3 separate regions of the Homo sapiens genome follow, and regions 2 and 3 are each linked to region 1. Evidence: chromatin loops called from intact Hi-C (ENCODE). Cell type or tissue: B cell. All regions are shown on one strand.

Region 1 (8,000 bases):
GGAAGTTGGCAACTTGAATTCTGGGCTTTCTCCATGAAGTGAGGCACCACAGCATTTGCATGTATGACATTGTGTTTGTGGGTTATTAAAGAAGACATTTTGACTTGTTTTTGCTAATATTTGGGCAATGGAAAGATGCTCTACATATTCCATAGTCAAAAGGATCATCAGGACGACTGTGACATAGAATACACATGAAAATACATGAAGTAAAGCCCATGAAAACAATCAACTCTAAGGTGCACTCTAAAGAACTAGTTGTTGTGATAAATATTAGTGTTTCTCAATGGGTAAAAGTATTTACTATAGAGCAGTGTTTGAAAACTCAAGTGTTTCAAGTCCAGGGAGGCAGCTTGAACATTTGGGTCAGGATGTAACTGTTAGGAGTGGCGGGTCTTAGAGAAAACTGGTGATTGCACACCCAGCCATATTCAATTAGAGAACAACACAATAAAAGCCATAAAAAAGACCTTTGCAGGATAAGAGCCTGCTAATTGCCAGCTAGTGACATAATAGCAGAGAGTAAATAGAATTTTCCAGATGAAACAAAGCTTTGAGATTATTAATCTTTCATTTCACCAATAAATGAGGTGACATCTCTCGATTAAAGTCCCATAGGTACTTAGGGATAGGACTAGAATACAAATGCCTGGTGTTTTCTGTGTCAAGCTGTGTAAGGCAAAGACTGAGACCTAAACAGTACAATTATTTAACTCTGATAAAATAGTATGGTGCTACTGTATATATTTTTCTTTTTCTCAGAGGATAATGATCAATCTTTGCAAAACCCACTTCTAAGCCCTGATCATAAAACTCTGTTTTTAAAGACAACATTGTCTTCCGATTCTTCTGTATCTTATTTTTTAATTTTAATTTTTTAAATGTTTGTGGGTACATAGTAGGTGTATATATTTGTGAGGTACATGAGATATTTTGATACAGGTATATACTGTATAATAGGGTAAATGGGACATCCATCACCCCAAGCATTTATCCTTTCTTTGTGTTACAAAGTATCCAATTATACTCTTTTAGTTATTTAAAAATGTAAGTTATTGTTGACTGTACTCACCCTGCTGTGCTATCAAATACCAAGTCTCACTCATTCTATCCATTAATAACTATATTTTTGTACCTATTAGCCATCCCCATTCTTCCTCTATCACTACTATCCTTCCTAGCCTCTAGTAACCATCATTCTATTCTCTATGTTCATGAGTTGAATTATTTCAATTTTTAGCTTCCACAGATGAGTGAGAACATGGGAAATTTGTCTTTCTGTTCCTGGCTTATTTAACTTAACATAATGTCCTCCAGTTCCATCCATGCAGTTGCAAATTATAGGATCTCATTCTTTTCTTATGGCTGAATAGTACTCTAATGTATATATGTACCACATTTTCTTTCTTTCTCTTTTTCTTTCTTTTTTCCAGATAGAGTCTCTCTCTATCACCCTGGCTAAAGTGCAATGGCAGCAATCACGGTGCACTGTAGCCTCGACCTCCCAGGCTCAAGCTATCCTCCCATCTCAGCCCCTTGAGTAGCTGGGATTACAGGCGTGCACCACCATGCCTAGCTATTTTTTTTTTACTTTGTAGAGATGAGGTCTCACTATGTTGCCAAGCTTCGTCTCCAACTTCTTGGCTCAAGCAATCCTCCCACCTTGACCCCCTTAAAGTGCTGGGATTACAGGTGTGAACCACCACACCCAGCCACATTTTCTTTATCCATTCATCTGTTGATGGACACTTAGCTTGCTTCTAAATCTTAGCTGTTGTGAATAGTTGAATAGTGCTGCAGTAAACATGGGAGTGGAGACACAAAACTGTTGGAACCAAATTCATGTTGTTTTTTTAGACAGGGTTTCACTCCTGTTGCCCAGTCTGGAGCGCAGTGGCGTGCTCTTGGCTCACTATAACCTCTACCTCAGCCTCCGAAGTAACTGGGACTACAGGCTTGTGCCACCATGCCTGGCTAATTTCTGTATTTTTAGTAGCGACAGGGTTCCACCATGTTGGCCAGGCTAGTCTGGAACTCCTGATCTCAAGTGAACCACCTGCCTCGGCCTCCCACAGTGCTGAGATTACAGGCATGAGCCACTGCATCCGGCCCAAATTCTTGTGTTAAATAATGTCACAGGAGAATATATTCCTGTTTCTTACATTATAAGTGGAATTTGCCTGGAATTGGAAAAATTTGAACATGTAGGAGAGACAGGGCTATTTATAAATGAAAATTCAATGACAAACAGTAAAGAAATACATCAAATGAATCATTTGTGGTTGTACAACATAGACCTTCCACATTGCAGGAAAAATGTGACCAATTTTTAGGTAATATAATTTAAACAGAAATGTTACTTTTAAAAAATGAGAACTTTTATACTTCGGCTTCAAGTGTCAATTGTAAAACCATTTTGGAAATAGTTTTGCGTTTTACTTAAAAAGTGAAATGAGTGAACACTCTAAGGCACAGCTCTATAGCTTGGTGAAACTCACATGTATGTCAGCAGACACATCAATGTTCAAAGCAACATCCTTAAAAGCAAAAAACAGGAACAAGCCAAATGCACATCTACATTTGCAGTGGATAAATTGTATTGCATGCATATAATGGAATAACATATAATGTGAAAATGGACTACAGCTACATATATTAGTAAGAAACAAAAGGTGCCTTAAAAATATATACACAGAATTTCCTTTAAAATTTAAAAAGCAGCTGAAACTGAGCAACATGTGGATAGGAAATTCATGTGAGTTTAAACCATAAAGAACAATAAGGGAATAATTAAGGTAAAAGTAAGGATAGTGGCTAACTCTGAAGAGAGGGACAAAGGAGGTATAAGCAATCAGGTAGGGAAACCGGGGGCCTTAGGGATATTGATAATATTCTGTTTCTTTAAATGGTGGCATTCACTGATCTTATTCTTAAAATATATATTCATCTTTTATATAAATTTTATGTCAAAAGTATAATAACTGAGCAGAATAATTGGTAAGAAGTATTGAGTAATTATTGTCTTGAGTTTTTTCCCTTCATTCTTGACTGATAGTTTGGCAATTGATTATAGATAATGAATTATACACAGTCATGCACCACATAATGTTTTGGACAACGACAGACTGCAGATACAACAGGGGGTAAGATTATAAGGGAGCTGAGAAACTCCTGTGGCATAGTGGCATGTGGCAGCTGTCTTAACATAGCACAGTGTGTTATCTTTTCTATCTTTAGATATATTTAGACACACAAATACTTATCGTGTTACAATTGCCTACAGTATTCAATACAGTAACGTGCTGTATATGTTTGTAGCCTAGGAGCAATAGGCTAAACCATATAGCCTAGGTGTGTAGTAGGCTATACCATCTAGGTTTGTGGAAGTACACTCTATGTTGTTTGCACAATGACAAAATCACCTCAGCAACACGTGATTGACTGTATTTAATTGTATTAAAAATGTTTGTTGTAGAAAAAAATGGAAAAAATGAAGTTTGTCGTCTTAACTTTTTCTAAGTTCAATTGTTATCATTTTTACCTCCCAGTCGTTTTTAGCAGTTTTAAGTATATTCAAATTGTTGTGTGACTGATCTCCAGAATGTTTTCATCTTGCAGAAGTGAAACTTTTGATTCATTAAACAACTCCCCCTTTCCCCCTCCCCCAAGGCTCTGACAACCACCGTTCTACTTTCTGTTTCTGTGAATAGGTTCCATGAATCTGACTACTCTAGATACCTCATGTAAGAGGAATAATACAGTACAGTAGACTCCCCTTACTTGTGGTTCCACTTTTTGCAGTTTGTTACCTGCTGTCAACTGTGGTTTGAAAATATTAAATAAAAATTTCCAGAAATAAACAATTTGTAAGTTTTAAATTGGGTGACATTCTTTGTAGTGTGATGAAATCTTGTCCCATTCAGCCCAGGATGTGAATCATTCCTTTGTCCAGCATAGCCCTTCCGCATATGCTACCTGACTGGTAGGCACCTAGTAGCCATCTCAGTGATCAGATCACCTGTCCAGGTATTGCAGCGTTTGTTTTCAAGTAACCCTTATTTTACTTAATAATGGCCCCAAAGTACAAGAGCAGTGATGCTGGCATATTGTTATAATTGTACTATTTTATTATTAGTTATTAATCTCTTACTGTGCCTAATTTATAAATTAAACTTTATTGTAGGTATGTATGTACAGGAAGAAACATCATATATATAGGCATCATTAATACCCTTGGTTTCAGGCATCCACAGGGATCTTGGAATGTATCCCCTGACGATAAGGGAAGACTCTTACACTTGTCTTTTGTGACTGGATTATTTCACTTAGCATAGTGTGTCCAAGATTTATCTGTATTGTAGGATGTGGTCAGAATTTCTTTCCTTCTTAAGTCTAAATAATATTCCATTGTATGTGTATTAGTCTGTTTTCACACTGCTGATAAGCACATACCTGAGATCGGCTAATTTACAAGAGAATGAGTTTTAATGGACTTACAGTTCCTCGTGGCTCGGGGGGCCTCACAATCATGGTGGAAGGCAAGGAGGAGCAAGTTACATTTTACGTGGATGGCAGCAGGCAGAGAGAGAGCGAGCTTGTGTGGGGAAACTCCCCCTTATAAAACCATCAGATCTCATAAGACTTATTCATTATCATGAGAACAGCATAGGAAAGATCTGTTCCCATGATTCAGTTACCTCCCACTGGGTCCCTCCCACAACACGTGGGGAATTCAAGAAGAGATTTCAGTGGGGACACAGTCAAACCATATCAGTATGTATATACCACATTATGTTTATCCATTATCTGCTGGTCAACACCTACGTTATTTCCACCACTTGGCTATTGTGAATAGTGCTGCTACAAACATAGGTGGGCAAGTAAGTCTTTGAGATCTTGCTTTCTTTTGAATAGAGACCCAGATGTAGAATTCCTGGATCATACGGCAATTCTATTTTATTTTATTTTTTTTGAGGGTTATCTTTTATAGTGGCGGTACAATTTTACATTCCCACCAACACTATTTTTCCCATCCTTGGTAATTTTTTCCTGTCCTTACCAACATTTAACTTCCATTTTTTTTTTTTTTTCTGATAGTAGAATTCCTAATGGGCGTGAGGTGATATCCATTGGGGTTTTGATTTGCGTTTTCCTAATGATTAGTAATGTTGGGTCCCTTTGCATATACGTGGTCATTTATATATCATCTTTGGAGAAATGTTTATTCAAAGGATTTGTCTGTTTTAAAAGCTTGGGCTGTTTTCTTGTTAAAGGCATTTTTTTTTATATTCTGGATATTAACCTCTTATCAGATACATGATTTGCAAATATTTTCTCCCATTCTGTAGGCTGCATTTTCACTCTGTGGATTGTGCCCTTTGCACAGAAGCTTTTACTTTTGTTGCCTATGCTTTTGTTGTTATATCCAAGAAATCCTTGCCAAATCCAATGTCATGAAGATTTTCCCCTATTTTTCCTTGTATGCTTTACAGTTCAGATCTTTTAGGTCTTTGATCTACTTTGAGTTAAATTTTGAATGTGATGTAAGGTAAGGGTCCAACTACATTCTTTTGCCTGTGGATATTCAGTTTTCTCAACACCATTTGTTGAAGAAACTGTCCTTTCTCCATTGAATGGTCCTGGCATCCTTGTTGAAAATCTTTCGGAGATTAAGAATTATGTATATATGTTTAGCACCTTGAAGACTTCGTTCAGCTGTTTCCAGCTTTCAGTTTTTGAAGAGTCAGCTTTCAGTTTCATTGTTCTACTTTTCTAGTTGCTTTAAAGATCTTTTAAAATTGTTTTTGGTTTACTATGAGTCTAGGTGTGGATTTCTTTCTATTAACCTGGCTTAAGATGTTCTGGGATACCTAAGTCTTTGGATGGGTGTCTTTTGTCAGCTCCCCATCAATATTTCGTCTGTTAGAGCTTCTGTTCCATTCTTTGTAGGATCTTTTGAAAATCTTAGTAGTTTTTTTGTTGTGCGTGAGACAGGGTTTCGCTCTGTCACCCAAGCTAGAGTGCAGTGGCATGGTCACAGCTCACTGCAGCCTTGACTTCCCAGGCTCAAGCAATTCTCCTGCCTCAGCTTCTCAAGTAGCTGGGACTACAGGAGGCACCACCACATCGTTAGTAGATCTTTATTATACCTTCTCACTCCGAACTTCATGTTTCACAACATCTCAGATGTCATATTTTCCATCTGTCTCTTTGTGTTTCATTCTGCATTCAATCTTTAGCTCTCTATCTTTGAACTTACTTTCTTTTCTGCCATATCAAATAACTTATTTAACTCTTCCTTTGAATTTCTCACTTTAATATTATACTCTTCCTTTCTACTTAACTGTTTTGCATATCTGCTGGTTCATAGTTTTGGTACTTGCTTATTCTGCCATTATATTCTTTTACTAACTGCTGTAGACTGAGTGTCTGTCCCCCCAAATTCATGTGTTGAAACCCTAATCAAGAATGTGATGGTATTTGAAGGTGGGGCCTGTGGGAGGTGATTAGGATTAGATGAGGTCATGAGGGTAGAGCTCTCACAGGGCTCTTAGGAAAAGAGGAGGAGACAGAAGATCTCTCTGCATGCATACACCAAGGAAGGCCATGAGATTTTGTAACCAGGAAGACAGCTTTCACCAAAACCTTGACCATGTTGGTACCCTATTCTTGAACTCTAGAACTGTGAAAAATATTTGTTTAAGCCTCTAAGTCTATGGTAATTTATTATAGTAGCCTGAAATAAGATATGATATCTGTTCTTTTTTAACATTAATTATTCATATTTTACATTGATAATTTAAACACCTGCAGTTTTTGTGGAACTGATTTGTTTAAGTCTCAGTCACACAGGCTTGTTTCCAGTTGTGATTTGTGTTTCAATTGTGAGCTTATGCTTGTTGAGACTTTTATCTGTGGGAATTCTTTGGGGTCTGAGGTTGAGGTCATTTCTACAGAGAGCATTTGTTTGCCTCTGTCTAGCATCTGAGAGCACTACAATTTGGACTACCTTAAATTATTTTCTACTCGAGGTTTTTCAGGCTGTAAAAATAATGTAAAGTCTGATCTCGCATCTGTTATGAAGTTTGCTTTATTGTTAGCAATTCTCAGGCAAGACATTTTTTTCTCTCCACCCATGGCCTAGGCCTAGTCAGGCAGTTTTCCTCACTGTCTTCCTTCATAGGTGCTTTTATTTATGTAGTTCACTCTTTGTCTGACTTGTCATCTCTTTTGAGTGCCAACTTTTTGGAGGATTGTAATTTGACATCTCATCTTCTGGGATCCTTAAGCTTTGTTTTCTCAATCTCATGTTTATCAGTAAAAACCAAGTGATCTGCAAATGCTTTTTGGAAATCCACTGGTGATTTCAATACTTGGTCTCTCTCTGGATTCGCTCTTTTCTTGTCACTTTTTGCCTTTCAGAGTTTCCCCACTTTCTTGCTAGGTTAGATGAATTTTAAAAGATATTTTTAAATCCTGCATCTTAAAAGATATGATTAGGTTAGAGAATATCTTGCTATAATGCTGGGCATAGAATTCCTATGTGACTTTTATATTCGATATTTCTGTGTATTAAAACTATAATCACTTATAATTTAATGTGCTATCGTATTTATTGAAATTGAATAAACTGTATCCTCTGTTCACTTTTTGGATTACTGGGTAATTCCAAAATTCAGTTTTATGAAATGTTTTTATGCTCATATTAGCTGCTTAATAGATGGATGAACTCTGAAATCTCAGTGTCTTAATGTAGGTGAAATTTATTTCTTACAAAAATTCTCTTGGTGGTGGTGGAGAGAGGGTGGCAATTTTCTTTCATGGAGTATTCACAGACATGGGCTGATAAAATCACTTCTTCCATACATGACTTCCAGATGGCAGATGGGGAAGAATTATACTAGAAGTTTTTTTGAACCAGGTGTAGAAGTGCTGTACCTAGCTCCTGCCTAGAACACATTGCCTCCTATTCACTTACAGGACCAATATTGGAGAGTTGG
Region 2 (8,000 bases), 120 kb before region 1:
GCATTTGGATTTGAAAAGTTAAAAGCTCTTTTATACTAATACAGCATTTGCTACTATATTTGAAAGTGATCTATCTACTCAGTTGGACAAGGCACAGTAATGTGCTTTATGTTATGTCTCCTATTATTTCTTTCTTAATTGAGTAGTGGAAAATAAATGAAGGGATATATGAATATAGAAACACATTTCTAGTGCAGAGACACATTCTGTGAAGCACTGGGGATATTATTCAAGAAATAATTTGAATGCCACACATAAAAAGTGGAAGTAGCATGGGTGAAAAAGCATATAATGAGACCCTAATAATATCATTAAATGATACTAGGAAGAATGTACAGAAAACTTATGCAATGATTTTGGATCTTGCCACTTTTTTGGCCACCTAAAGGTGGCCAAAACATTTATCTTTCATCTTAAAATATTTTGCTTGTCACATTATGTTCCATAAGTAAAATTATAGGACTATGCTGTTAAAAGGCCTCTGTATTGAATTGGCAGTACAATCTTTGTAAACACTTGTGGATTTAGGAAAATAACTTTTACGTGGAATTCACGGATATTTTCAAGCAGATAAGATGTGTTGATGATTTAAATCTAGAAAGAGTTTCAATAGGTAAAGATTAGATGAGTTAAAGGAGTGGCTCAGGGATTATGGGGTTAGGAGGAGATGAGGATGGTAGAGGACAGTGTTTCCAAACCTTCCACCGGTAAATCCACACCTTGACCTGTGTTCACGCAATCTCTTTTTCTATCTTGTGCTTTCCCTTATATCTAATCTTTCCCTTGTGCTCTGGACCCCATTCCTGCTTTCCATTATCCTTTGCCTCTCCCCTGGACCACTGCAATCCTATCAGAACAAACACACACATGCTGTGATCTTTGTCTTTGGCAAAAACAAAACCCAAACTTCCTGGGTCCCTATATTCCTATCAGCCATCTCTCCATCCTCAGCTCCCACTTCACAGCTTTAAGAGAGACAAAGATGTGAATCTCTCTTCCGTTACTGCCTTTCTCTCCTACTAACACCAGTGAGATTCCAGACATTATTATTTCACTGAATCTGCTGTAATTCACATTACCCATTACATCGAAGTTGCCAAGTCCACCGATTTCTGTCCTCATTTTTCTCCACTGTCTCTTAACAGCGCAGCTTAGAAGGCTCTCATGGCCTGAGCCCCACACTTTCTCTCATCCTTTGCCCCTCTCCTCTTTGCACACCATGTTTCAGTCACACTTGTCTTTTCTTAGGTCTTTGAAAACATCTCTACCAATCCCCTGCTGTTTTCTTGGCAGGAGAGAGCTTCTCTCTACTATTTGCATGGATAGTTTCTCATTGTTAGGTCGCAGATTTAATATCCTTTTAGAGATGTTTCCCCTAACTACTTTATTTAAACTCACCCCTCAGTTCTTCTGTATCTTAGCCCCCCCTTTTTTTTCTATTTGCCATTTACAATTTACTTCATATTGTTGTATATTTATGGTTATGTGTTTACATCTTTCCCCCATTTCCTTTACTAGAGTATAAACCCCATAAGCTATATTATGCCCTGTTCATTCTGGTAGCTTTGTTATCTAGAACTGTGCTAGATATTATCTATGAACGAATAAAAATAGGACCAAATTGATTATAGTCTATGTTAATATTACCATGGTTTCATTCCAATAAATAGGTCTTGTTTTGAATTCAAACAGTTAAATGAAAGATTCTCAAGCATTTTCTAAAGAGTTTCATTTTCCTTATATATGATACTGCTATAAATAAATTGCCTTTTCATTGAGTTTTTCATCCAAAAATTTTAGGTAGCATTTAAAAAGCTTTGGATCTCATAATAACACCTCACTTAACTGAATCTGCATGCTTGTATTCAGTCTAAATTAAGAAAAGGTATGAAGCCTGATGCACTGTGAAAGATGCTGAAATCCCCCACACTTTCAAGTTACTCCTCCCCTGTCTGTGATGCTGAAGTTCTGCCTTGCTCTAAATCTTCTTCTTCTTCCTCTTTCTTTCTTTCTTTTTTTTTTTTGAGACAAGTTCTTGCTCTGTTGCCAGTCTGGAGTGCAGTGGCATGATCATGACTCACTGCAGGCTCGACCTCCAGGGCTCAAGTGATTCTCTCACCTCAGCCTCTCAAGTAGCTGGGACTACAGGGATGCTCCACCATGCCTGGCTGATTTTTGTATTTTTTGTAAAGATGGGGTTTTGCCATGTTGCCCAGGCTGGTCTTGAACTCCTGAACTCAAGCAATCCACCCGCCCTGGCCTCCTAAAACGTTGGGATTATAGGCATGAGCCACGACACCTGGCCCTAAATCTTTTTAACGTCCACTTTCTGATGTAGTTGCAGCCAGAAATACACATTAATTGAATGCTTGTGACAGGGATCACTTCAGATAATATTTTGTTTATGTAATTAGCTTCCCTTAATTAAGGGTCAAACCTGAGGGACTTCTTCAACCATTGCTATCCAAACTTTGCATTAAATGCTTTTAGTTTTACTCACGGTAATTCTATTCCAGGACAGATAAATCCCACCAGGACATTCTGACCTGGTTCTGTCCCCTGTACACACAAACAGATAAACTCAACTTCAGCTCCAAGGTCCTCGTTTTTGACTTGTTCATCTTTTCCAAGGCTGAATTGCAGAGACATTGCTTCTATCTCGTTTTCATTTTATTTTCCCTTCTTAACTTCCAACTTTTTCTTTTTCTGATGCTGACATGGAAGCATTAGCTTGAAAAAGCTGTTGATAACTCCCTATATGTCTGGGAAGAGAAGCAGGATCTGACTGGGACATGTAGCTTTTACATTTCTCCTCTCCTTTAGCACAGAAATTCTTGCAAAACTTTCTTGTCATTTAGAAATTTTAGTAGGTATAGGGGCTTAAAGGAAAGGAAATAGAGAAAAGCTGTTCTTCATTAACAGGAGAAGACCTCGGGCTGCTGAATAAAGGAGAGCAGGTTGGGAGACAGGCAAGTGAGAGACAGGAGTTTGAGAGCAGTGAATTAGCAGAAGACTTGGAACTGAAAGAAAGGGAAAGTGAAAGTGCTGGAAATAAAGTTATGTGTGGGGTAAGTGATGAACACATCATATACTCATACTTTTCTTTACCTTGGTTTCACTCCTATCAGACAAATGCCTAGGACTGTGTGAATCTTGTCCAAATTCATCAGAGAATTTTTTTATTCTATGGGGAGGAAAAATGTATGGTTTCATGAAATACTTCTTGCCTTCCTGTCTTTTCCCCTTTCAATTCATTCTGCACCACGTATGGTTAGCGAACTGATTTCCTAAAACAGTCTTTCATTATGTCACTTTAAAATGGAAGAATCTGTAATGGTTCCTTATTGCCTATTGTATAAAGTATAAACATCTCATTTTATATTTTAACCACATTCAGCATTATTTCCTACTGTTTTTCCACGCATACCTTTTGCTATCTCCCCTAACTCTACACTTTTTCTTGGCTTTGCATTTTTAAATTCATTTCTATGAAACACATATATCTTTGATACCAACAGTTAGATTAGCGCTACCTGACTACAGATGATACAAACAAATACGACTAAAGTAGCAATCTTTATGTAGTTATTTTGCCTGGAAAGCCTTTTTTTCTTATTATCATAATAACATAAATTTGTGTAGTGTTCACATTTTCCAGTCCTTTATCGTGCATGGTCCATATCAGTACTTCTCAAAGTTGGATATGAGCAAGAATCATTAGTAAAGCCTGAGAGAGATTCCTGTGCCCCACTCCCAGAGATTCTGAGTCAACACATGTGGGTTGAGACCCTAGATTTTCCATTTCTAACAAATTCCCAGGTGCTTTCCCACACTTTCTATTTTCCTATGATGCTGATGGTTCAGGGACCATACTTTGAGTAGCTCTAGTCTATCCAATAACCCTAAGGAGTAGGCTGTATCATCTTCAAGATAGAAATGGGGAGAATGACACTCGGAGGAGCACAATTGACTAATCAATGGTCCTGTGACTTGTGAATTATAGCACTAGAACTCATGTTCTCTGAGCTGTGATCAAGTGTCATTAGTATCTCATCCTACTGCCTGTGTACAGTCTAAGGCATCATACATATTTATGACAGCTTTGAATGCTTAGCTCAATTCTTACTTCAGTCTGGCAAAAAAAAAGTGAGGATTTTTGCTTGTAATGATTTATGATACTTAGTATATACATTAGTAGTTCTCGAAGTTCAGTCCGTGTATTCTATGGGTCTCTTAGATCCTTTCTGAGTGTTTTAGAGTTTAAAGCTATTTTCATAATAATGCTAACAACATTGTTTACCTTTTTCACTGAGCTGACATTTGCAGTCAGGGTGAAAAAACAAGGGTGGGTAAAACTACTGGCACCTTAGCGTGAATCAAGGCAGTGGCACCAAACTAAACTAGAAGTCATTGTATTTCTTCACCATACATTTACAGTTAAAAAAAATGCCAGGGACGCTGAAAAGTATCTTTAGGAAGCAGTAAAGATTATTAGTTTTATTAGATCTCAACCTTTGTGTGTATGTCATTTTAACTTTCTGTATAACAAAATGGGAGGTAGGAAGAAAGTCCTTTGGTTTCATAGTGTGACGTGTGATGGCTGTTTTGAAGAAAAGCGCTTATGTATGTCTGAATTGCAAGCTAAACTAGCTGCTTTTTTCATGGCATGTCATTTTCACTTGAAGGGACAACTGACAGGTAAACTAGGGTTATCCTAATTTATTTGGCAGACATTTTCATAAAAATAAATGAAGCGAGCAGGTCATTTTAAAAAAGGAACTGATATTTTTTTGTTGTTGTCAATAAAAATATTTGAGCTTCCACACAAAAATTAGAAATTTGGAAAACTAGTATTTATCACCATAAGGTAGTCAGTTTCCCAGTACCTAAAGACTTTTCCAGTGAGACAGGTGGTGGTATTAACGAATGTGATTTTTTGACAATGTGATGAAATGGATCAACATTTGGAAGGCCTAAATAGTTCAGTGAACAGATACCTTTCATGTGATCAATGCATGGTTAACAAAAAGGTCTGTTTAAAGTGCCAAATGGACTAATGATTTTTAATGTAATAGAATACAAAAAGTTCATGGATGTGGTTTTCAATGTCACATTATGGTGTATTATCAAAGAAGAATAAACACAATTACCTGAAAAGGCTATTAAAATACCCTTTCCTTTTCTAACAACATATCTGTGTGAGGCCATGTTTCTTTTTTTCATAGATTTTAACCAATCAACATATTACAACAAACTGAATATAGAAGCAGATATAACGAATAAACTGTTTATGATTAAGCTGGAAGGTAAAGAGTATTGTAAAAGTGCTTGTCAATGCCGCTCTTCTCACTCAAGTATTTTGCTTTGGAAAATGTGGTTATTTTTTGAAAACAGATATTACTTATGACATCATACAATGGGTTTACATTGTTATTTTAAAGTGAATCAATAAACAAAATATTTTTAAAAGTCTCCATTTTATTTTCTAACATGGCAAATGCCAATAAATAAAACCTATAGAAATTTAGGGGTATAAAGGAACTCTTAGACTGAAAAATTTGAGAATTGTTGGCTGACTTTATGAATTTTGGTAATTGATTACATTCAGTATGTTAGTAGCATGGAAATAGAAATGGCCTAAAGTTAAAAATAACAACAACAACAACCACTTTGATTTTGGCTTTGTGAAAATTAAAAGCAATTCTCAGTTACAATGCTGTAACCAAGTGTCTGGAATAAAGAATCCTACTATGTAAGATACTTCTAAGCATTTTTAAGTTTGTGTTTTTAATATAATAATGCATATACATGAGTTTAAAAATAAAATTACATTTTAAGAGTCCTAGCCTAATCTTCACTACCTCTATTTTGTTTCTTCATGGGCAATTCTATTTAATTCTATTAGCTTTTTCTAATACTTACCCCCTTAATCTAGCACCCCTTCTGTGCTCTTCCAGAATCAGACAACCTCACTTGTCTCTAAAGAGTGTGGCTACTTGTTCTGTCACCTCCCCCGTGACCAGCCCTGCATAGGCTCTAACTAACCTCACTGAGCCATGACCGAACAACCTCTCACTTCCAGCCTGCCTCCTATGCCTCTTGCCTCATATCCAGGGCGTCCCTATTGACACTGAAGCAACACCTTGCTCACTTGATGACTGTGTTTGTTTATTTTTATTTTATTTTATTCATTTACTTTTTCAGATGGAATCTCACTCTGTCACACAGGCTGGAATGCTATAGCATGATCTGAGCTCACTGCAACCTCAGCCTCTCGGGTTCAAGTGATTCTCCTGCCTCAGCCTCCTGAGTAGCTGGGATTGCAGGCATGTGCCACCACGCCTGGCTAATTTTTGTATTTTTAGTAGAGACAGGGTTTCACCATGTTGGCCATGCTGGTCTTGAACTCCTGACCTTGTGATCCACCCACCTCGGCCTCCCAAAGTGCTGGATTACAGGCATGAACCACTGCACTCGGCCTGTGTTTGTTTAATTCACACATGTGAAGTGAACCTTTGACCAGTAATTTATAGAAGCTGATGGTTAAGTCTTCTGCCCTCATCCCTAGCACAGTGGACAGTCTCAAGTGATTTCATTTACAGAGACTCTCACAATTGTGACAATGAGCCATCAGTTGTGCTTGCTATCAAGAGTAGCCGAGTTATAATTTGGCAACCACCTTTGATTGGGACTCACCTTTTACTTGTCTCATTCCCCCTTTCCGTTATTTCTCCTAATAAATTAGCAGCTCATCAGCCTTTGCCACAGGCTCTGCTTTTTGGGGAACCCAGGTTAAGACTCTCCATATTTCTAAACAAATTAAAAATCGTATCTTTACATTTTTCAATTTAAGCATTATCAATTGACTTTTTTCATGAAAAATGAGGATTTAGTGTTCTTATATTTCCTTACCCCACTCCCAATACATTTGCCATTTGCTGTCCCCTCTATAAATTCTGTTATAATTTTTGGTTAAATGAATATTCAGTGTTTATGTCATTATAACTGCCTTAATATGGTTTGCAGATGAGTCACATAGTGTATTAGGATACATTTCTTTACCCTTTAATTACTTAATTTTTATGTACCAATCACTAATTAAACCCCATACTCACTGACAGAACATTAAAACATCTCTCAATGTAGTCATACATCCAAGAAATCTATGAGTTCAATGTGTGTGTGTGTGTGTGTGTGTGTGTGTGTGTGTATGTGTGCACATGCGTGCATGCAGGCTTATCCTTTCTGAAAACTTTCATCTTTTTTCCCCGGTCAGAACTTGCTTTCTAGGTTTGCTGCCCAGCTGTCATTCTGGAGTACGTCTTTATCATCATCAGTTCATTTTACTCTTGTTTTTGGATCCTCTGTTTTGGAGTTTTTTTCTTCCTTTTCTTGGATTTCTCTTTTGCTTTTGTAGAGCACATCTTCCAAGAACCTTCTGAGAAAGTATTTGGAAGGCAAATCTTTTGAGACTGCACAAGTCTGTAAAGTCCATGTATATGTATATGTTGATGCTTTGAGATATAAACTTCTATTGCGTTTGTGCCACGTTGTTGGGCTTTTTTTTTCTTCTTTGAACTATGGTGTAATTTACTTTGACACAGTATGGAGCTATTCATGTATTGTTTGGGCACTTTGTGGGCTCAATGTATCATTATGAAGACATGGTCTTTCTTTATGGGAAATTAAAAAATTGTTTCTTTGATAATGTATTCTACTTTACATTTTCATTCCTCCTCTCTAGAACAGCAGTTAGGCAGATGTGGATCTTTGAATTGATCCTCTAATTTTCTCATTTTTTCTTTCCTATCATCCACACTTCCTTGGGGAGGAGAGGGATGAAGATTAGGAATGTCCTCAAGTTTATTTTTAACAATTTGAATAAATAGGTATATCCAAATTTTACTTCTAAAAGTTATCTGAATATTCTTTTTCTAGCATGTGATTGTTTCATATTGGAATATCTTTACTTATCTTTCTGTAGGTGTTAATTATAATGC
Region 3 (8,000 bases), 59 kb before region 1:
CTTTGAAGTGATATCATCCCGACTCATGGTTTTAAATACTATATATAAAAATGGACTGAATGAACCTGGGTCACTATATTAAGGAGGAGCCCACTTTTGAGGTTAATCATCATGAATTTGAAAGGAGACTAGTTGGCAAGATTGACATTTTTTTCCATGGTCATATTCAGCTGTCTCATCATAAATAGGCATTTATTCATTCAAAAAATGTTTGTTCAGTTTCTTCCTTGCATCAGGCATTTTTTTTTTCTTAGAGGAAACAGTAGAGAACAAAATAGACCAAAACCCTTGTCCTTGTGGGGTTTATATTCTGGTAGACATGATCCATTCAGTGGTCCATATTGGCCAGTGGGTAACCCACAAAAATTATTTGAGCTTTAATGTCCTAAACTGCTTATTGGAGAAAATAACATCCATCTTGCAGGTATGCTGTATGTTTAAATGAGAAAATATGTAAAATGCTTAGAATCTTATATGCAGTGGGAATTCAACAAATAGCAGTCTATTTTTAGATCTTAGTTCATATATACATTTTTTTGTTACAGCCTTAGACTTAGTTGTTTCTTAAGACTGACTGGGATTTCAAATGTACTTTAATCCAAGATATTTGTCTCACAACATTAAAAGAGTTCATTCTATTGATAAATATTTAATGAGTTTCTACTTTGTGTGGGGCACACAGTAACACAATGCAGCTTTTTATTCTCTTTCCCTTGCAGGTGAAATGATGAGTTAATATGCTTTGTACCCTAGAGCATGTTAAAAGAACACTATTCTCAACATTTGATGATCCTCTGCCCTGTCATTGGTCTTGAACAGCCAGTTATGTTGAAAGATGGCTTTCTCCATGAACTCCCCAAAGTTTTCACAATTTGTATCTCAGCTTTCAGCTGGCTACAATCCTCCCACCAGAATCTAGGTTCTTAAAATTTAGTTTATCCCTTTCCTCTTTAGAATTTTTAAAAACACACCCATAGACAATTTTACCATGGTTTCAAATTTCTAGTGGTATCTTAAACACTAACCAGTATTTTGTAGCTCTCTGCTTTTAGCCTAATCTTCTCTTCCATCTTTGCTTCTGCTTCCTCAACCTGGCTTCCTTCTGGTGAATAATTCTTCACAGGTTCTCAGTTCCTCAGTTATCTTTTATTCAGTAGGATCCCTCCATTTGTTCCTTGGTTCTTGTGCTTTTCCTTCCTGCCTCTTCTTCCATGCCTCACCAGTGTGGTGTCTCACCCACTGTCTACACTTCCATTCTTTTACCCTTTCTACTGGAGTTGTTTCCCAAGTCCGCTTTCCAGCCAGCTTCCCGTCTACTGCTCTTTCACTGTCTAGCTTATTCTTGCTCATATTTCACATTATATTCTCCCTGTCCTCCTCCCCATCTTTTCTCTTTCCTCCTTCCATCTTCCTGCCTTTCCTCTCTGATGCTCTTTTAACTACTGTTTTTAATCAGGGCTACTTTATTTCAGAGGGTTAGAGAAGTATAATGAGACATGGACAAGAAGGAGCCTCGGGTCTTTATGCTTCAAAGCTTTATTCATTTATTTGTCTTTTTCCTTTGGATGCAAAGATTGTTTCTACTGTTATTTCTCATGGGTGTCAGTATCCAACTTCTATTCCCTTTGCTGTGTGGAAAAAATTTTATCTAAGATTCAAAGACAGTCTTATTGCTAGAGAAAAATGTAATTTCTCCCGAAGATCTTGCTGCATTTTCAATGATTTTTCTGGAATATTCTTTATATACTATATCCCCTTTTACTTTTTTTTTCCTGTCCTGACCCAAACTATAATCTGAATACTGACAACATCCTTAAACTATAGTTCAGGATTTTTCCATATTTATTAACTTTCAAGTTTGAAAACAGTATGAACAGGTTTGGACCTAATTGCTTCTGTGTGTTAGTCTTTAGGCTTTGTATTAGACTACATAATCCATGAGGCTAATGTCTCAGACATTTTGCTTTTTGTGATGTTATTTCATGTTGAATTTATAATTTATAGATGGCAGTGTAAGCTTTTTACATAGAATATGGGGTTAAGGTGTGATAGGGTTTGGCTGTGTCCCCACTCAATTATCATCTTGAATTGTAGCTCCCATAATTCCCACGTGTTGTGGGAGGGACGTGGTGGGAGATAACTGAATCATGGGGGCGGTTTTCCCCATACTGTTCTCATGGTAGTGAATAAGTCTCACGAGACCTGATGGTTTTGTAGGGGGGAATCCCTTTCACTTGGTTCTCATTTCTCTTTTGTCTGCTGCCATGTAACACATGACTTTTGCCTTCCACCATGATTGTGAGGCCTCCCTAGCCACACTGAACTGTGAGTCTGTTGAACCACTTTTTCATTATAAATTACCCAGTCTCGGTATGTCTTTATCAGCAGCGTGAAAATAGACTAATACAGGGTGGAAGCCCAGAAGGAGCTAAACTAGTTATTTTTTCTCTTGCTTTCTGCTTCTTTACTGTCTGAGATCTGGTTCCACTTTTTTCTTCCAGGAGATAAAGAAAAAAAATAAAAAGAAAAGGAAGAAAGAGGGGAAGTAGAAAGATGATGGGCAGGCAGCTGTAGGAGTTTTTCAAGTGCTCAAATGAAGGGAATAAATGGAAAGATTATCAATAGCTATTCCAAATTTTTCTTTCCAATGGGCTACCTCAATCCCTTAGAGGTTTTAGTGCTGACCACTTGTCTTTTAAGGGTTTGTTGGCCCCCAGACCTGCTTCTTTCATGGGGCCAACATGAATTGGTTTCTATTCAACTGAGATTAGAGACTAAAATTTAGAGCTTTATTTACAAGCTACATAGATGAAAAATAGACTTTAAAATGTGTGGTTGTCTAATCATTTAGTCAGATAGCTAATTGGAAACAGCTGTGATAGCTCCAAGGCAGATGTATACCTTCCTTATAAAAGTCAGGTGAGACCTACATGATAGGGTACCTGAAAGGTAGGTTTACAATACAGAAGAGGGAAGGGCTGTGTGCAAACATATTTTTTGTAAGAATTGTATCAATTTATGAGAGATGACAGGAGATTGATTTTTTAAGAGGTAAATTTCAGCTGCAGAATTTAAATCTGAAACTTTGACTATCCAGTAACAGACTGAGCCAGCATTTAACAAAGCAATGAAGCAGGGAGGATCTTAAAGTCTTTAGCTTTAGTTTGGGATGGGGGTTGGTACACTTTTTCTGTAAATGGCCAGATAGTAAATATTTTAGGCTTTTCAGTACACATGGTCTATGTAGTAACTACTTGTGTAAAATGAATATTAGTACACATATGCCTTGGGATGCAGGAAATTTCAGATGATATCGTTAGCATTTTGGTGGGAGCAAATAAAGGTAAAGGCAAAGTGCTTGGTTTACAAACTTGAAAAGCTTCCTTAGGGTATTCCTTTATACAACTTAAATGTGTTGGAAACCATGTAAATGAACAGGATGCTCTCTTCAAATTTAGGACTTCCTTGGAAAAGCCATATGGAATAGTGTGTTTCAAAAAACTGACTTGTTTTTTTTCTCTTGCCCATTAGAATATCCCACTGTAATATGCTGCATTACTTTAATAAGGGTCAAATCAGAAGTCGATTGTATTCTTGTTTCATTTTTGCACAGAACAATTTTGGATAGTAGGATTAATTCTGGTTTTCTGTGGTGTTTGGCTGTTTACTGGGGGAATTTGTTGATAATGTTTTAAAAGTATACGTTAGTGTTTAACTCTCATTCATACCAGTGATGTGTTTGGAAATAATAATGTGATTCACTTACTGTTACCCTTAGAATTCTAATCAAACTTATTTTAATACCATATGGAGAGTCATGGGTTGCAGATTGTAATATAATCAAGGGAAAACAAGATTTTTAATAATCCAATTGCATTTGTCAACGGCTCAACTTATTGGTGCAGAACAGTGCACAGGACTGTAATAAGTGGTACTATTTGGTAAGGGGAAGAAGAAGCTAAAAGCAATGTTTCCTATGACATATCAAAAGGTATTTTTAAACATTATATCTATGACTACTTATCTATATAAATTCTTACTCTATGTAATATTTTACTGGAAAGAAAGTTAATGTGGTATAATAAAGTTTAGTATTTAATAAAGTAATGTAATTAAAGTAATATAATAAAATTTAGTATTTGTTAAAGTAGTTATCTTAATGGAAACCACTTATAGAAAATAACTATAGTAGGCATTTTGATCCCAATGTTATAAAGTGACTTATCCAAAATATGTAAGATTGCATTAAACTTTTGTAAGTGGTCCCCAAAATTTCAAGAAACAAATGTGTGAATTGAAGAGAAGTCACTGTATTTTTCTGGGGAAAACTTATATAATTCTTAGAAATGTCAATTTGACTGTATTGACAAAGCTTGCTTCTTTCCTCACATAGTTTATCTTATTGTGGAGCCTGTCAACTAGGAAGAGGTGAAGACTAGACTGCAATGCAGTAAGATAAGGCATTTCTTGGGGTCTTAGGAATTGCAATTTGAGGGACAGACTGAGCTAGAAACTAAACTGTGTTCTGAAGAGAGGTAGGATGGTACAGATTTGTAAAAGGATGCTGAAGGTAATCACAAGTTGTTTTGAAAGATATCACTGGTGACAGTGGTTGGTTTAGTACATGAGTCCACAGTTCATTGGTTGTCACTGTTTAGGAGTTGCAGCATTGGTGAAATTCGGCTGTTTTCCAGGATGTTGTGGTCATGGCGGTGTGACCCAGTTCAAATGTTAAAGACAAGTTCCTGTTTTGCAAGGTTTCAGGTCACGCAGGTAGTTCTTAGAATGGCTTCCTGACTGCATTTCAAGGCTCTAAACCACTTTGTATATCACATTTCACAAGCCTAATGATAACCTGAAAAAGAGAACCAGGTCTCTTTTTCTTAGCATAATAAAGACCAAGGGAGATCAATATTTATTAAATCATAAGCTCCAAGATATTATACTACACAGCACTACATAAGGGAAAAATGATGAATCAAGCATAATGGTTGTCGTAAAATAGGTACAAAAGGAAATAACAATATATGTTAAATAATGTAATTTACAGCTAAAGGCACAAGAGAAGAAATGTCTTTGGGCAATTGTAAATTATAATTAATAGTCAATTAAATTCTTCAGATAATTTCCTATTTAATTCTTGTGGATGGGCCACTCAGATTTGCAGCCCTAGTTGTGAGAACCTTCCTAAATCTTTGCCCCATTTGAGGTATGAGAAGGTAAGATTAGTATTTTCCCATTTATGGAGTTAACTAAATAATCACATAGAAACAGAATAGAATGGTGTTTAGCAATGGCTGGGGAAAGGAGGAAATCGGGAGTTGTTCAATAGATATAAATTTTTAGTTATACCAGATGAATAAGTTCTAGAGATGTGCTGTATATCACAGTGCCTATAGTTAACAATATTGTTCACTTAAAATTTTTAAGAGGGTTGATCTCATGTTATTTTTAGCACAAAAACCCTCCAAACAAAAACAACAAAAAACAAGGGCATTTAGAAATGTTTGGAAGTGATGAATGTTTATTATCTTGATTGTGGTGATGGTTTCATGGGTGGGTACATATGTGAAGTTGTATCAAGTTGTATACATTAAGCAGGTGCAATATTTTGTACATCAACGACAAAATATATTCATTCTTGCCATAGGCTGCAAGGAGTGGGGGAGATAGGAGATGGAAGAGATTGCTAATGGGTACAGGGTTTCTTTTTTGCATGATGAAAATGGTCTAAAATTGATTGTGGTGATGGTTGTCCAACTCTGTAAATATACTAAAAACCATTTAACTGTATACCTTAAATGAGTGAATTTTATGGGATGTAAATTGTTAATAAAGCCATTTAAAAAAGTAGATTTCTGTGTATTCTGCTGTGTGGCTGAATGAAGCTTCTGTTCTTTGTGATAGATGACAAAAGCCAGCCATAAAGACTGGTTTCAATCATTTAGAATTTTCATGTTATTGTTTTGATATCTAGGAATTGTGGGGGAAATCTGCTATCTTTGCCTGTTTGGTAGCAGGACCTGATTTCTCTCTGGAAGATTATAACCTTGCTGGGTCTTGGTCCATGTGGTTTGGATAGCACAGGGCCACCTCCAACTCCTGGCCTGGCTAAATCAGAGTCCTCCGTGGATATTTACTGAATGTGTCAGGAAAAGGTGTCCTCCCTCTACTGAGGCTGCTGAACTGGTAATCTGTGGAGCTTGAAGTTGTCATTAACATCTTTCTCACCTTGTTGGGAAAGCCCAGTTGAAGTATAATAAGCACATAGAAGAGGGGAGAGATAAGCTGTCTCTGTGGCATATGGAGCCCCTTGATCTACCACTCCTGGGCTTACTAAATACAGAAGTCATACATTATTTTTTAAAGAAATAATCTGGTCCTCAGGCAAAGGGTTTCCATCACTTGTAATTTATTTCCTCATCTTAGAGCTCTTTCTTTAAAAATTTAAGGTAGAAATTCTCGTAATCTGAGTTTTTATTTGATGCTCTATAGGAAATAGTAATGATCTTAAATGCTAGATCTCAAGTCTCAGTTCAATCTGAAACTTTAGTTAACATGTCTAGTATGTTCAACTTTTTAAAAGTTTATATATGGAGTAATTGTGAATCTGTGTCTCATACTTCCTACTCAGAAATGTCAGTTTTGTTCACAATACCACACATTATAATGCAATCCAAACTGTGTTATTCTGGTTGATTAAAAACAAACTTAAGCACATTAAAATTTTGAAGCACTTATTTGAGCATTCAGTGACTCCTGAATTGGGGTGGCATCAATCTGCAAGCAGCTCTGTTGGGAGGGGTAAAATGGGCAACTTTTATACAGTATTCTCCCTTTATTCACGGGGAATAAATTCCGAGACACCCAATGGATGTCTGAAACCAAGGGTAGTAACAAACCTTATGATATACACCATGTTTTTTAATGGATACATACTTATAATGTTTAATAAATTAGTCACAGTAAGAGATTAATAACTAAAATAGAACAATCATGACCATATACTATTAAACCAGTTTTATAAATATGGTCTCTCTCAAAATATTAATATTTTCAGACCACAGTTCACTGAAGGTAACAAACCACGAAAAGCAAAACTGGATAAGAGGGGGCTACTGTAAAGAGGTTGCAGAAGCAAGGCAAAGAACAGTGTTGATTGGTTAGAGTGGAAAGTTCCTGGTTAGAGGTTAGTTGATTTCTGACTCGTACAATTTCTTTAATTTGCTGTTTACCTTGGGCTTTGTTTTGTTCACATAGGAATTTAAAGTGCTAGAGCCACCCGGGTCTAATGGCTACCCAGTTAGAATTTTTTTAAACATGGTCAAAGGCATGTGAAGCTTATTCTGATAAGTTTATAATTCTAGTCATACATTTAAAATAACTTCTCTCTCACACCTCATTATATACAAAGTATTGGGAAAAATATATGTATTTTAAGCTCTTAGCCTATTCCTATATTGTCTTATACTGCTACTAACACAGGCATGCTGACCCTCTGAAGGGATGTTTAATCAATCTAATGAAATTTTGCTTGAAAGGGACAATTTTTTAAGAAAATGCTTTAATGTCAAACACAAGAGTCGGGTATCTTAATATGTATCAGCAATTGAACATTTTCTTTAGTAATACAAAGGAAAATAGAATGACTTTAAAATCTCTTTGTCCTTTGAACACTGAATTTAGGTTTGACCAAATGTTGTGTTTGTACCATTGATTTATCTTTGAATTTTCTCACTATGAATAAGAATTGTGACCTCGGAAATGCAAGTCTGCCATCCAGGCAGGTAGTAAGATAGAGCAGCAAGCCATCCTGGTAGAGGGAGAAGGGCAGAGGACTTGAGGGTCAGGCATTTGATTTATCTCTAAGTGTAATTACCTGACTCCAGTTTATGGTGAGGAGAGGAGGGGGTAAAAGGAAACAAAGGGTGAAGGAAACGATGGAAGTAGTAATGCTCAGCGAACAGTTGACTATGCCACCTGAAGTGCTTATGAACCCG

What was found. Hi-C counts contacts between places; a loop is a spot of excess contacts. Peaks named below come from ENCODE experiments on the same cell type or tissue, not always from the same donor. Only the 100,000 strongest peaks of a DNase experiment are listed, where the experiment ranks them.
Region 2: it touches region 1 in a loop (3-fold over the local background); 11 of 110 quality-filtered maps call a loop at or near these places.
Region 3: it touches region 1 in a loop (6-fold over the local background); 7 of 110 quality-filtered maps call a loop at or near these places.

The regions. Positions count from the first base shown.
Region 1 is chr1:193,534,195-193,542,194 of GRCh38, forward strand. All of the region lies in intron 3 of LOC124904475 (a long non-coding RNA gene), which reads left to right. Among named protein-coding and RNA genes, the nearest start is that of LINC01031, 230 kb to the left of the region's middle. RefSeq lists enhancers at 5,661-5,870, 6,121-6,190. In B cell, no CTCF peak of the experiment used is centred here; DNase peaks (open chromatin) are centred at 3,657 and 5,927; H3K4me3 peaks cover 2,285 bases; H3K27ac peaks cover 1,615 bases.
Region 2 is chr1:193,415,580-193,423,579 of GRCh38, forward strand. No RefSeq gene overlaps it. Among named protein-coding and RNA genes, the nearest start is that of LINC01031, 110 kb to the left of the region's middle. In B cell, no CTCF peak of the experiment used is centred here; DNase peaks (open chromatin) are centred at 2,002 and 3,032; H3K4me3 peaks cover 1,245 bases; H3K27ac peaks cover 326 bases.
Region 3 is chr1:193,474,751-193,482,750 of GRCh38, forward strand. All of the region lies in intron 3 of LOC124904475 (a long non-coding RNA gene), which reads left to right. Among named protein-coding and RNA genes, the nearest start is that of LINC01031, 170 kb to the left of the region's middle. In B cell, no CTCF peak of the experiment used is centred here; DNase peaks (open chromatin) are centred at 2,261 and 4,701; H3K4me3 peaks cover 332 bases; H3K27ac peaks cover 447 bases.